Linked DNA regions of Homo sapiens: region 2 is linked to region 1. Evidence: read pairs that join two places in POLR2A ChIA-PET (ENCODE). Cell type or tissue: GM12878. All regions are shown on one strand. Links, peaks and the distances in the headings refer to the core of each region. The heading gives the core; the rest is flanking DNA.

Evidence for each region. Peaks named below come from ENCODE experiments on the same cell type or tissue, not always from the same donor. Only the 100,000 strongest peaks of a DNase experiment are listed, where the experiment ranks them.
Region 2: POLR2A ChIA-PET joins it to region 1 with 7 read pairs; 8 of 35 experiments call an interaction of 5 or more read pairs at or near these places.

What each region holds. Positions count from the first base shown.
Region 1 is chr19:14,000,285-14,004,665 of GRCh38, reverse strand. The region is part of intron 1 of RFX1 (regulatory factor X1); the gene reads left to right. Among named protein-coding and RNA genes, the nearest start is that of RFX1, 3.8 kb to the left of the region's middle. In GM12878, for the core only: no CTCF peak of the experiment used is centred there; a DNase peak (open chromatin) is centred at 2,026; H3K4me3 peaks cover 1,180 bases; H3K27ac peaks cover 1,637 bases.
Region 2 is chr19:13,927,207-13,931,587 of GRCh38, reverse strand. CC2D1A (coiled-coil and C2 domain containing 1A) reads right to left here. Exons shown (of 29, transcript NM_017721.5): 22 at 4,323-4,381; 23 at 3,558-3,695; 24 at 3,400-3,464; 25 at 2,146-2,209; 26 at 1,928-2,054; 27 at 1,434-1,510; 28 at 1,299-1,346; 29 at 709-1,213. The coding sequence ends at 1,193. It overlaps PODNL1 (podocan like 1), which reads left to right. Exons shown (of 10, transcript NM_001370095.3): 10 at 1-401. Among named protein-coding and RNA genes, the nearest start is that of PODNL1, 9.0 kb to the left of the region's middle. In GM12878, for the core only: no CTCF peak of the experiment used is centred there; no DNase peak of the experiment used is centred there.

The DNA.
Region 1 (4,381 bases), core at 177-4,176:
GTCCTAACTTCTCCAGGTACTTTTTCTAGGCCTGGCCCTTTTTAGAGGAGGCAGGGACTCTTTGAAAGTTAGGACAGGTGGAGATTAATTTTCAGTAAAACAAACAAAAAAGCTAGAAATGCCAAGTTGCTAGACGGATCATCAGCACTTTTTTTTTTGGAGACGGAGTCTCACTCTGTGGCCAGGCTGGAGTGCAGTGGCTTGATTTTGGCTCACTGCAGCCTCCGCCTCCCGGGTACAAGTGATTCTCCTGCCTCAGTCTCCTGAGTCGCTGGGACTACAGGCGCTCGCCATCATGCCCGGCTGATTTTCGTATTTTTAGTAGAGACGGGGTTTCACCATGTTGGTCAGGATGGTCTTGATCTCTTGACCTCGAGATTTACCTGCCTCGGCCTCCCAAAATGCTGGGATTACAGGCGTGAGCCACCGCGCCCGGCTAGCCCTTCTTAAAAAAGCTAACTGAGCAGGCTGGGCGTGGTGGCTCACACCTGTAATCCCAGCACTTTGGGAGGCTGAGGTGGGCGGATCACCTGAGGTCAGGAGTTTGAGACTAGCCCGGCCAACATGGTGAAACCCTGTTTCTAAAAAAATTAGCCAGGCGTGGTGGCACATGCCTGTAATCCCAGCTACTCGGGAGGCTGAGACACAAGAATTGCTTGAGCCTGGGAGGCGGAGGTTGCAGTGAGCTGAGATCACAGGCCACTGCACTCCAGCCTGGGCAACAGAGTGAGACTTGTCTCAAAAAAAAAAAAGCTAACTGAGCAGAAAGTGATGTTACCAATTATCTGGTCATGTTGACTGCCTCAGTCACCAGTTACATTTACAGATGAAGGGCCTGAGGAGTCATTTGACTAGGAAGAGAACACTAGGGTGATTTGAAGCTGACTTGAAACAGTCAGCTTTTCTAGCTGTGTGCTCTTAGGTGAGTTACTTAAGTTTTCTGGGCCTCAGTTTCCCTTCCTTTCATCTAGGGGCAGTAATCCTTGGTAGTCCTTTCAATCTCATGTTTCTGTGCTATGGATCCCAGAAAATAATACCTGTTGAATATCAAATACATAGGAATTGCTGAAACTAACTAAATACAAAGTAATTGCTAATGTAGTTATGTTAGCCTCTGCTGTTACGGTGATTGTCGCTTCCTGTTCAACCCTCGGAAATACACCGTTGGCTTTTATTTTTATCATTTTGAATCCAGTGAGAGCCCTCGTGGCTTTAAAGGTTGACTTGCTTCTCGCTTGCTGGGCTGTGTGGGTCGATGACAGGGATCCAGGAAGCTGGATACCAGGGATCCAGTTTGTAGTGGGAAAGTCACTCCCCTGGCTGCTGAATGGCTGTTCTCTGGCTTTAGGAGAGTCACTAGAAAGAAAAATCCTGGCCGGGCACAGTGGCTCAATTTGGGTGCTCACTCCCCCAGCACTTTGAGAGGCCAAGGTGGGTGGATCACTTGAGGTAAAGAGTTGGAGACCAGCCTGGCCAACACGGTGAAACCCTATCTCTACTAAAAATACAAAAAGTAGCCGGGCATGGTAGCACATGACTGTAGTAGTCCCAGCTATTTAGGAGGCTGAGGCAGGAGAATCCCTTGAACCGTGGAGATGGAAGTTGCAGTGAGCCAAGATCGTGCCACTGCACTTGAGCCTGGGTGACAGAGCAAGACTGTCTCAAAACACACACACAAAATGCTACTTGGGCTCAGGCCCAGACACAGTCCCAAGCCTTCCAGGAGGCAGCTGGGTGAGCGGGGATGTGGACATTGTGGGAACGGTGGGGAGCTTGGAATGGCGTCTCTGGAGCCGAGGTCCTCACCCTTCTCCTCTGTCATGTACCTGAGCATCTCAGGGAAGGGGATGGCCAGGCTGCCCCGCCCGCAGAGATGCTGCCTTCAATAGCAGCTGTACAGGACGTGGTCTTCCTAGGCGAGAAAGACTTTCTCCCACCTGCTTCCCAGGCCTGTTCTGGACCAGAAGGCATTGCCTGGCTCTGTAGCACAAGCAGGCTTGTGGCAGGAAGTAACTTTCTCACACGGTCTCAGCAGTTGATAGACTGGAACCTGCCTTTGATGCTCACTAGCAGTGTGTTCTGGTGCATCATTTATGCTGCCTGGACAGTAAGAGTCAAAACCCCCACTATTTGCCTGTCAGTTTTCTTTTCTTTTTTCTTTCTTTCTTTCTTTTTTTTGTTGAGACAGAGTCCTACTCTGTCGCCCAGGATGGAGTGCAGTGGCGTGATCTCAGCTCACCGCAACCTCCACCTCCCCAGTTCAAGCAATTCTCCTGCTTCAGCCTCCCGAGTAGCTGGGATTACAGATGCCTGCCACCATGCCTGGCTAATTTTTTTTTTTTTTTTTTTTTGAGACAGAGTCTCACTCTGTCATCCAGGCTGGAGTGCAGTGGCACGATCTTGGCTCACTGCAACATCCACCTCCTGGGTTCAAGCAGTTCTCTTGCCTCAGCCATCCGAGTACCTGGGAATACAGATGCCCGCCACCATGACCGGCTCATTTTTGTTTTGTTTCGGTTTGGTTTATTTGAGACGGAGTGTCTCTCTTGTTGCCCAGGCTGGAATGCAATGGCGCAATCTTGGCTCACCGCAACCTCCACCTCCCAGGTTCAAGAGATTCTCCTGCCTCAGCCTCCCGAGTAGCTGGGATTACAGGCACCCACCACCATGCCCGGCTAATTTTTGTATTTTTAGTAGAGACAGGGTTTCACCATGTTGGCCAGGCTGGTGTCGAACTCCTGACCTCAGGTGATCCACACGCTTTGGCCTCCCAAAGTGCTGGAACTATAGGTGTGAGCCACCGCAGCAGCCTAATTTCTGTATTTTTAGTAGAGACAGGGTTTCACCATGTTGGCCAGGCTAGACTTGAAATTCTGACTTCAGGCGATCTGCCCGCCTCAGCCTCCCAAAATATTGGGATTACAGGCGTGAGCCACTGCTCCCGGCCTTGCCTGTCAGTTTTCTAGGAGCTGAGACAGAGACCAGGCCCACCAGGTCTCTGCCTGTGGGGCCCTTACCTTTCCAGTCAGGGAGGGAAGAGGAACTAGGAGGAAGAAAATAAATCCAGCCAGACTCAGTGGCTTATGCTTGTAATCCCAGCACTTCGGGAGGCTGAGACATGAGGATCACTTAAGCCCAGGAGTTTGAGACCAGCCTGGGCAACATAGCGAGACCCCATCTCTTAAAAAGATTTAAAAATTAGCCAGGTGTCGTGGCACAGGCCTGCGTTCCCATATACTGTGGAGGCTGAGGCCGGAGGATCACTTGAGCCCAGGAATTCAAGGTTACAGTGAGCTGTGATTGTGCCACTGTGCTCCAGCCTGGGCAACAGAGTGAGACCTTGTCTCTAAGAAACGAAAAAGAAAGAAAATAAACTCAACAGGGAAACACAGTGTCAGGAAGCAAATAAAATAGTAGTATGTGCTTGAGGGTACCTTCAGACCCAAGGAAGTGTGTACGAGCTGAGACCTGAATAAGGAGGAGAAGCCAGCCGTGAAGGTGGCGGTGGGGACAGCATGCCAGGTGGGAGGAAGAGGTGGGGCCGAGGCCATGAGAGGCAGGAATGGATCTGCAGCATTTTTTTGTTTTGTTTTGTTTTTTGTTTTTTTTGTTTTTGCAGAGAGGCTCACTGCAACCTCTGCCTCCTGGGTTCAAGCAATTCTACCTCAGCCTCCCGAGTAGCTGGGATTACAGGCACACGCCATCACGCCCACCTAATTTTTAAAATTTTTTTGTCGAGATGGAGTCTCGGCTATGCTGCTAAGACTGGTCTCAAACTTCTGGCCTCAAGCAATCTTCCTGCCCTGGGCTCTCAAAGTGCTGAGATTACAGGCGTGAGCCGCCATGCCTGTCCAGGATATATTTTAAAGAGACAGGGTCTTGTTCTGTTGCCCAGACTGGAGTGTGGCGGTGTGATCATAGCTCACTGAAGCCTGGAACTCCTGGGCTCAAGTGATTCTCCCACCCCAGCCTCCCGAGCAGCTGGGACTTCAGGTGTCGGGTACTATGCCTAGCTGATTTTTTCACTTTTTTATAGAGATAAGGCGTCACTTTGTTGCTTAGGCTGGTCTTGAACTCCTGGGCTCAAGTGATCCTCCAATCTTGGACTCCCAAAGTGGTGGGATTATAGATGTGAGCACTGCGCCCAGTCATTAGGAGATGTGTGCGAGTGTGTGTGTGTGTATGTGTATGTGTATGTGTGTGTTTGTATGCATGCAGTGGCACAATCTCAGCTCACTGCAACCTCTGCCCCGCCAGACTCAAGCGATCCTCCTGCCTAAGCCTCCTGAGTAGCTGGGATTACAGCCACACACCACCACACCCAGCTAATTTTTGTATTTTTAGTAGAGACGGGGTTTCGCCATGTTGGCTAGACTGGCTT
Region 2 (4,381 bases), core at 171-4,170, 73 kb after region 1:
GGCACACAGCTGGCATACTCCAGGCTCACAGACCACGCCGGCCTGGCGGGACACACCCTACCCCAAACTCCCAACACAGATGGAGGCAGCAACAATAAAGCCAAACCCTTCCAGCACTCAGCACGGACCAGGCACCCTTTGGGGGCTCTGTCCACGGACTCCTCCCCACAACCAGTCCAGCTGGGGAAACTGAGGCTCTGGGATGCTAAGTGGGTCAGGACTGAATTTTGAGGTCTTGAGGCACACACTGGGGTCACCAAACAGCACCCTGTGCGACCTAGCCACGTGTGATTGCAGGGACGCCCAAGGCCACCCACTGAAAAAACACTGGGTGACAGATATAGGGACCCTCACATGTATCCCCCCCCACAGCAAGCATGGGAATGAAATGCATCCTTCAAGCTGGGTGTGTGGTGGTGCCCTTCTGTAATCCGTTAGGAGGCTGAGGCAGGAGGATCATGTGAGCCCAGGAGTCGGAGGCTGCAATGAGCTGATTGTGCCACTGCGCTGCAGCCTGGGTGACAGAGGGAAACCCGGTCTCTAAAAAAAAAAAAAAAAAGCACCTTTCACAAGCACACTGTCCCTCCCCAAAACTGCTTCCCTAACAGGCGCCTCCCCATCCACTTCCAGGGGAACCGGGGGGTGGGTGGGAAGACCTAGCCTGGCCACCGAGGGTCTGAGCAAGAAACAGACAGGACAGAGCTGGGCTGAGTGTGGCCCTGGCTATTTTATTCCATGTGCTGGCCCTGGGGACCCAGCTGGGCCAGGTCGACGCCCCTGGGGAGACAGTGTGGCTCGGCCAGCCTCAGTGGCTTCTTTGGGGTGCAGGAGGGCTTTGGGGTTAAGGCTGGGGAGGAACAGGAAGTAAAGTGCTTGCAGGGGCCCTCGGGGCTTGGCCCCAGCCACCCTCCCTGCTCCGGGGCGGGCCAGAGGCCGGACACCCCTGGGCTGTGCAAACAGGACTCTCCAGGGCCCAGCCAGGCCTGGGTGAGGGGCACATACTGGCTGGCAGGCATGGTTCCCAACACCCGCAGCCACGGAGGCTCTGGCGGGGCTGGGGGCCCGGATGAGGGGTGAGTCCAGAACCGATTGTCCGCTGATTGTCTGCTTGTCTGGTTCGTGGCTGTGTCGGCTCTTCCCGGTATCGGGGCCTGCTGCCCGCTTTCTGGGGGCTGCCCGCCCCATGGGCTCCTCACCTGCGGAGCCGCTGCAGCTGGGGGAGAGGAGGCCACTGGGGTCATGGAGGTGGGCTACGACCACAGTGATCCCCCAACCACCCCATCTCCTAAGCTGCTTACCTCACTCTCTACCAGATTCCGCCTATAGAGCGCCTCCTTTGCAGCATCCTGTGGGGGATGGGCATTCAGCAGGTAGTCCCTGCAGGCCCCACCCTGCCCGCTGCCCAGTGCCCACCCGGCCCGCGACCAGCTCACCCTGCTGCCATCGTTGCCCAGGCGCCGGGCAGCCTCCGTGTAGAACTGCAGCTGCCGCTCCAGCTGGGCTGCGTATTCTGAGAATGGATGGCGGGGGAATGGAGGCTTAGGGTGGGGCCTCACTGCCCACAACCCTCCTGGACTGTGCCCATCCCCAAGCCCGTCCCCCGCCAGGTGCCCATCCCCGAGCCCCTCCCCCTCCAGGTGCCCATCCCCGAGCCCCTCCCCCTCCAGGTGCCCATCCCCGAGCCCCTCCCCCTCCAGGTGCCCATCCCCGAGCCCCTCCCTCTCCAGATGCCCATCCCCGAGCCCCTCCCCCTCCAGGTGCCCATCCCCGAGCCCCTCCCCCTCCAGGTGCCCATCCCCGAGCCCCTCCCTCTCCAGATGCCCATCCCCGAGCCCCTCCCCCACCAGATATGCATCCCTGAGCACCTCCCCCCCCATGCCTATCCTGGAGCTCCTCCCCCACCAGATGCCCATCTCCAAACCCCTACCCCGTCGGATGCCCACACCCCCCTGCTCCAGCTGTGCCCTCTGCCACTGGCTGCGTTGCATGATGTCCTGGTACTGCTGGGCCACTTCTGGGGGCACCGGCCGCCGCGCCTGCCTGAGGGCCAGGATCTAGAGGATACAGAGGGTCCTGTGAGGATCCTGCCTGGGCCTGCAGACTCCCCAGTCCTGCCCCATGTAGCCCGGCAGGATGGATACCCACCTTCCGCTCCAGACGCTCTTGGTCAAACGCCAGCACACTGAGGCTATGCAGGGGCCGGGCTGATCTAAGGGGTGGAGGAAGGATAAGGGACTGCAGAGATTCCCCCAGCCCAACCCTGTTAATTCAAAAGACACACTGGGCTGGGCACAGTGGCTCACGCCTGTAATCCCTGCACTTTGGGAGGCGGAGGTGAGTGGATCATGAGGTCAGGAGTTCGAGACCAGCCTGGCCAATATGGTGAAACCCCGTCTCTACTAAAAATAGAAAAAAAATTAGCTGGGCATGGTGGTGTGCTCCTGTAGTCCCAGCTACTTGGGAGGCTGAGGCAGAAGAATTGCTTGAACCTGGGAGCTGGAGGTTGCAATGAGCCGAGATCACACCACTGCACTCCAACCTGGGTGACAGAGCAAGATTCTGTCTCAAAAAAAAAAAAAAGCCGAGCATGGTAGCTCATGCCTGTAATCCCAGCACTTTGGGAGGCCGAGGCAGGCAGATCACCTGAGGTCGGGAGTTCGAGACCAGCCTGACCAACATGGAGAAACCCCATCTCTACTAAAAATAGAAAAATTAGCTGGGTGTGGTGGCGCATGCCTGTAATCCCAGCTACTCAGGAGGCTGAGGCAGGAGAATCGCTTGAACCCCAGAGGCGGAGGTTGCTGTGAGCTGAGATCGCGCCATTGCACTCTAGCCTGGGCGACAGAGCTAGACTCTGTCTCAAAAAAAAAAAAAAAAAAAAAAGACACACTGGGCACTGGGGGTATGGTGGGAGACAGCCGAGAACCACCCGGTGTTACTGATCCCAAAACCTAGCGGGGATGATGGCTGCACACCCAGGAAACTATGATGCCTAGTGGTCAGGGAGGGCTTCCTGGAGGAGGTAACAGCCAAGTTGGGATCCAAAGAAGGAATCAGAGGTGGGCAGAGGAACAAGGAACACCCCTACCCTAGGTAGGGGTGTTCAGGGCACTGGAACCCACAGAAGTCCAGAGGCCAGTGAAAACTATTCATGGACATGAACCACAGGAGGGAGTAGGGAGAGAGAAGCCTGGATATGTTGACAATGGTCAGATCACAAAAGGTTTTAAAGACCAAACCAAGGAGTTTAAACTGGATCCTCTGGGAAAAGGGGTGCCAAGAAAGGTTTTGCAGCAGGAGAGGGACGTGGTCCAATTTGTGCCTGGTGGGAAACTGTCCAGGTGGGGCTGAGAGGGGAATTGGGTGTTTTCTCCAGCATGCCCTGGCCCAGATACCTACCTGTTCCCTGACTCCCTTGCAGGGGCAGGCACAGGAGGGGCCTTCCCTTTGGGCCCAGCAACCTGCTTCAGAGGAGAGAACCAGTCCTGTGAGTCCTGGGCCCCTGAACCAAGCTTCCCTCCCTGGGGTTGCTGATGGGTGGGGGTGGGGGGTCTCACTGTGGGCACAGCTGCCGGCACAGGGTCAATGACCAGCCACCTCTCTGTCGTCGTCTCCAACTGCTGGGCTGTCAGTGGCTCCCGAATCCGGACCATTACCTCCAGTCGCCCCCCTGTGGGCCGGCGACCATCCAGGACCTGGGTGGGGGTAAGGAGAAACTGTTGGTGGGAAGCAGGAAGTGACTAGAGGCCCAGGGCCAGGACAAGGGAGAACAAGACTGGTTTTTTTTTTTGGTTTTTTTTTTTTCTGAGATAGAGTCTCGCTCTGTTGTCCAGGCTGGAGTGCAGTGGTGCAATCTGGGCTCACTGCAAGCTCCGCCTCCTGGGTTTACTTACGCCATTCTCCTGCCTCAGCCTCCCGAGTAGCTGGGACTACAGGCGCCCGCCACCATGCCTGGCTAATTTTTTTGTATTTTAGTAGAAACAGGGTTTCACCATGTTAGCCAGGATGGTCTCGATCTCCTGACCTCGTGATCTGCCCGCCTCAGCCTCCCAAAGTGCTGGGATTACAGGCATGAGCCACCATGCCTGGCCAAGAGTGGTTTCTAAAATATGAGCCCATGGTATGGCTGAGATACCAGTTGATCATAATGGAGTGGGGTACTGCAAGTATTTAGGGCTGGGCAGTAGGGAGGTCTGAGGCTCTGAGGGGAGGGGCTGGGTCAACAGACAGGCTCATAGAGGGCTCAAGGCAGGAAGTGTTTTAATAATGTTAACGAGTAGCATGGCCATACCGGAGCACGCGGATGAATGTCCACCTCTCACCTCAAGGATCTCCCGGACCTCACATGCTATCTCCAGTGCATCCAGCTTCAGCTGGGCTG